Regions from separate parts of the Homo sapiens genome. Here region 2 is linked to region 1. The links are chromatin contacts, found by Hi-C in ENCODE. All regions are on one chromosome and are shown on one strand. Each heading gives the region's core, a stretch centred on a gene start or an enhancer-like site at or near the end of the contact. The rest is flanking DNA. Distances are from core to core; before and after follow the strand shown. Region 1 holds the start of ZNF2 (zinc finger protein 2). Region 2 holds the start of MRPL30 (mitochondrial ribosomal protein L30).

Region 1 (2,740 bases), core at 140-2,639:
TTAAGTATTTAAGTATACCAGTGAAAGGAATCCTTTCCCACCTTTCCCGGCCATAGTTAATAGCTTCCTCCATTGTACTCTCATAGTATGTTGAATGTGACATAATTATAGAACATACTGCCTCTATTGTGATTTTACATTCTGATTTTTTCCATTGGACCAAGAGTTCATTTGGGGCAGTAACTTACTCATATTTGTAACTGTGCCTTGCTTATGGTGAGCAATTTGGATTTTTTGAATGAAAGTGTAGTCTTATGGAGATGGAGAGTAGAAGGATGGTTAACAGACTGGGAAGGGTTGGCGGGGTGGGGAAGTGGGGATAGTTAATGGGTACAAAAAATAGAATAAGAAATAGTATAACTAGTATTTGATAGCACATCAGAGTAATTACAGCCAATAATATTGTATATTTTAAAGTAACTAAAAGAATATAACTGGATCGTTTGTAACACAAAGGACAAATGCTTGAGGTGATGGATATCCCATTTGTCCTGATGAGATTATTACTTATTGCATGCCTGTGTCAAAATATCTCAGGTGGCCCATAAATGTTCACACCTACTGTGTACCCACAAAAACTTAAAAAAAACCCAAACCACTAATAAATTAACCTGGAAAAACGTAGCTTTGTTCCTGAAGTAAGATTTTATCATATTCTTTGTAATTTTCAGTCTTCCCTGAGATGTAGCTCAGTGGTTCCTAGCTTTAGCTGCACATTAGAGTCACCTGCAGCTCTTTTCAAACTGTCGCTCCACAGCTGGGCCTCAGGCATCAATGTCGAAAGCTCTCCGGGTGATTCCAGCTTGCAGCCAGGGCCGTTCCAGCAACTCCAAGGCTGGCTGGTGTGCGCTGAAGCTGTCGGGAGTCGGACCAGCTGCACAGTTAATACATATGTGTCCTAGGCTCCTCTCTCCTTCCAACGCAAATATGTGTACAAACCCTGCCTGGAACCGCAGCCCTGCTCTCAGAATCAAATTCCTGAAAGTGGGCAAGCGGAAGCGGAAATAAGCCCTCTCCCAACGCCAGCTGACTCGATTTCGTCTCGGTCTTCCCCAGAGCTGGACACGAGGCACCATGATCAGAGAGACACATTCCCTGCGGACGGCGCTCCCATCGGATACTGGAGGGACGCGACACTAGAGGCAGGCAGTACTTCAGGGTGACCATAAGTCTCCCAAACAGCCACAACGGCTCGCTCTCCCAGCTAAGGCGACAGCGCTGCCATTTTGGATCCTGTTCAGCCACGGGAAGCCGGCGTTTGCACACATTTTCGGACGTCATATTAAAGCGCACCGGACGCCGAGACTTCTGGGAGATGAAGTCCTTGCGAAGGCCCCGCATTGATTGGGAGCGCAGTCGCCAGGACCCTGTGCGCAGGCGCGTTGGTTTCCCGACCTGAAGAGGCGCCGTCTTCCCGGGTCCCGAGCACTCTGTGCCGGAGGTGAGGGTTGTGGGTGTGTGTCTTCAAGGAGCGGAGTGAGCGCAGCAGCCGAGAGAGGGGACATGAGAACTTTGGGGAGGTGCTGTGGGAGCAAAACGGGGTGACACGGGCGAGGCCAGCCTGCAGAGCGTGTGTCGCGACGTCTCGGTGCGGACGGAAAGTTGTGCATCCACCCCCGTGTGTGCGTGTGTCCCGTGGGGTCTGGGCACCCATTGTATGTCGGTCCCGGACTTTAAGGTTGGAGGTTTGGAGTCTTCCTCCGCCTCTCCCGTTTCTTCTTCCCATAATGGGTGCTTAATGAACGTGGGTGGAATTGACACCAAATCTAGGATGCTGCCGCTCCGTCTTTGCCAGACAGCGCCTCAGATTGCCTCATTTAGCTCCCTGCCCTGGGCCTCCGCACGAGTGCTGGAGGGCTTCATGGAGGAGGTGGGATTTGACGTGAAAGAAAAACAACAACAACAAAACAAAAACCACGAAAGAAGCAGCTAAGCGTTAGGCAGATTTGAGCTGGAGATAGTTTTTACAGAAATGCAGGAACAGTGGTAGACAAGGTTGAAGAAAAGGTACGCTGGGAGCCAGGGCCCGGGACTCAGAGAATCAGGACAAGACTCAGTAGGCAAGGTGGCTTATATAGGTGTGATCCAGGGACTGACACGAATGAAACTATTTGGAGACAGTTATTCTAGAGGTCACATTCAGGACTAGAGAGGGGAAAGGACCAGTAGCAGAGAGCTACTTAGGAATGTATGGTAGTTTTGGAGTAAGATGTTGTGGACTTGAATTATGGTGGTGGTAGTGAAAGGGAAGGATACAGATGACACTGCAAAAGAAGAGTCAAAAGGGCCTGGTGACTAGATTTGGGAGGAAAGAGAGTGAGGTAAGAGTTTGAATTTGGGACACCTGGGAGAACAATAAAACATCTGATACAAATGTAAAGCCAGGAAGAGGCGTTGATGTGTGGAATTGCCTAAAGGAAGATAGTTTTGAGGTGATGGTGGAACGCCTGATTTAAGGTTTGCAGTCATTTGGAAATGCAGGATGAGTCTGGAAGAATGCAATACAGTTGTATTGTAAAATTACAATACAATTACAGGACATGGACATCTGTAGAGTTTGAAAATGGAGCCCTGAATGTGGATGGACTTTCTGAGGGATGGCAAAAACGAAGAAAGTACAAAGACTGAGCTATGGGCAGCATCCATGTTTCCAGGGCAAAAGTGGGGAAAAAGAGTCACAGAAAGACAGCAATTTTAGTGGTTGGAAGAAAAGCTAGTGCAGTATCATAGCAGTTACAGT
Region 2 (2,740 bases), core at 171-2,670, 4.0 Mb after region 1:
TGTTGGCCAGGATGGTCTCGATCTCTTGACCTCATGATCCACCTGCCTCGGCCTCCCAAAAAAGTGCTGGGATTACAGGAGTGAGCCACCGCGCCCGGCCGGTAGAGTTTGTAGTTCTGACCAAAGCACCAAACCATAAAGGGCTCCCCTCTGCTGCCCCAAAGCTTCTGTAACACTTTAATTATAAGAAGCTTAAACTAGAAAGAACAGAGGGAGCTTAGTCCAGACCGGGAGTGTCGGGGGTTGGGGAGCAGGAGCTGATCTTATCAATTTAATACATAAATATTGAGTGTCTACTGTGAGCCAGGGTTGTGCTGGGTGTTAAGGAATATTTGGGTATTTCTCAACATTGAATAATACGAAAAGTCTCACTTGTCTCCTCCACAACCCTGCGCATTTCTCACACCGAACCTCATCCGTTTAAGAAAAACTTTTCTTCTTCTACCGCTACATAATTTTACTTTGGCTTGCTTTAAATGCAAATGTTTAAACAGAAAATTAAAAATAATCGTATAATAAACACCCTTATTACCCATCACCGAAATTTTTAAAATTAGCATTTTTGCTCAAATAGAGCTTCGATTTTTAAGAAATTTTTGCTTAAGGAAAATTAACTAAAGACATCATAGCATCTCTTTCTAAAACACTTTGGTCTGCATCTCTAAAAATTAAGGAAAGTTTTGGAAAAAAAATCATATTGCCTAAGAAAATAATTTTAATGCCCCCCAATCTATATTCAAACTTTTCTAATAGATCCAAAAATGTCTTTTAAAGTTCGTACAAACCCAGGTCCTATCAAAGCTTATATATTACATTGCGTTATATCTTATATCTCTTAAGTCTTTTAAAATCTAGACTAGTAGCCTCCCCACCTTTTCTAGGTAACATCAATCTATTAAAGATCTAAAAGAAAGCGGCCCAGTTGTCCTATAGAATATCCCACCTTCTGTATTTAACTGCTTCTTCGTGGTGTGGAAAAATCATTTTTAACTCTTTCACTTCACCCCAGACACAGCAGGAACCAGCTCCTTTTCCTCAGGTCCTCCCCGCCTTGGCTCATTGCTCACCTTTCAGAACCTGCAGGAGCAGATCAATCCCCTCTTGGTAACACACCAGAGCCTGCGGATACCGCGACTCCGAATCTAGTTCTACTGCCCGCTTTAGCACAGTGGCTGCAGCTGTGCTCTGCGGGTCCTGCCTCAGCCCGGACTTCGCCATAATTCTGGAAGTTCTCCTCCGCCTCAACCCAGGATGAAGTTGAGCGGGTCTGCTGCGCTTCCGGGAAGTGGTCATGTGATACCCAGGCGCCTGCGCTCTCTTTCTAGGGACTTTCCTGAGTGGGAGGGATTTCGCCGGAACAAAAATGCCTCAGTTTGGAGGTCGCGCTCACTGCGACGGCAGGCTTTGAGTGTAGCACTTGGTAGTTCTTCCTCTGCTCTGCTTCCCTTCGGAGGAAAATTTCAGGCTGAAGGTTTAGCGGGTGCCGGTGAGTGGGGAATGAGTGGCGGAGAGTGCGGCATTCTTCGCAAGGTGTATCCGGGAACCCTCTGCAGATCCTAATTGATTTTCCCTATTGCGTACTGAATTGGCCGGTTACGGCAACCTAAATGGGTCTGCCCCTGATCCCGTCACATTGGCTCCCGTAAGGCCATTGGCCTGCAGGATCCCCCCGTTTCCCAATTTGCAGGATCCAGGGCCACGCGGCTTTTTGTGCCCAGACTCTTGGAGCTCAAGAACGGAGCCGCCGAGGCTGGACAGCTTGGGAAAGGGAACCCAAGCAGCATTTTCTGTGCTGCTGCTTTATTCATAACTTAGGGTTGCCACTGGGTATTAAGGTTGCTTTTTTTTTTTTTTAATGAAGACAGAAAATTGCCTTTATCTTTGTATTGCTTCATTTTATAATGCAAACATCCAAGAGTTGGCAGTTAGAATATTTGCCATTTTATTAAAACTGTGATTTGTTACCATTTTGATCGAGACCTACCAAAAGCTGTTTGTTCTGCCCTTTTTGCCAAGAGGCAGTAATGAGGGCTGCCTACTGCTTGTTAGGCACTAGGAGTTCAGAGAAGAGACACGCTTCCAGCTTTCAGAGATCTCTGGTATCTCTGCAAGAGTGATTCCATGTTTTGCATTTCAGAAGTGTTTTTCCCCCTTTAATAATTGTATACATTGTCGGTTTAGAAAAAGAAATCGATTTTTAACATTCCTGTTGCATGCATGCTCATTGTAAAAAGACAAAAGAACTATCGGTCGCTGGGGGGGAGAAGGGGGAGGAAAAACGCCTTTTTTCATACCCCCAGGGGTATGTTAACGTTTTTCTGACAACCTTCCAGAGTTTTTCTGTGATTACACACGTTCACAGACATTTAAAAAAATAGAAATGGGATCATACTTCTCCTGTGATGCCTGATATTTTCCTGTTTTACAGAAGACAGCGTAATTGTTTCAGGGTCCAGGAGTTACGTGCCTAATTATTAACAGTAACTTTTACTTTATTAAAACGTATTCCTTGCCGGGCGTGGTGGCTCACGCCTGTAATCTCAGCACTTTCGGAGGCCGAGGCGGGAGGATCACGAGGTCAGGAGATCGAGACCATCCTGGCTAACACGGTGAAACCCCGTCTCTACTAAAAATACAAAAAATTAGCCGGGCGTCCGGGCGGGCGCCTGTAGTCCCAGCTACTGGGGAGGCCGAGGCAGGAGAATGGCGTGAACCCGGGAGGCGGAGCTTGCAGTGAACC

What was found. Hi-C counts contacts between places; a loop is a spot of excess contacts on that map. Pooled maps may share reads with other maps.
Region 2: a loop to region 1 is called in a pooled map, with 7 times the contacts of the local background. The contact joins the promoter of MRPL30 here to the promoter of ZNF2 in region 1. A Hi-C loop is called at or near these places in 4 of 50 pooled maps.

The regions. Positions count from the first base shown.
Region 1 is chr2:95,164,420-95,167,159 of GRCh38, forward strand. It overlaps ZNF2 (zinc finger protein 2), which reads left to right and starts at 1,390. Exons shown (of 5, transcript NM_021088.4): 1 at 1,390-1,441. RefSeq lists enhancers at 378-1,014, 1,015-1,649, 1,077-1,506.
Region 2 is chr2:99,179,764-99,182,503 of GRCh38, forward strand. It overlaps MRPL30 (mitochondrial ribosomal protein L30), which reads left to right and starts at 1,421. Exons shown (of 6, transcript NM_145212.4): 1 at 1,421-1,486. MITD1 (microtubule interacting and trafficking domain containing 1) reads right to left here and starts at 1,295. Exons shown (of 7, transcript NM_138798.3): 1 at 1,068-1,295. The coding sequence starts at 1,218. RefSeq lists enhancers at 963-1,102, 1,113-1,342, 1,363-1,412 and a silencer at 1,630-1,802.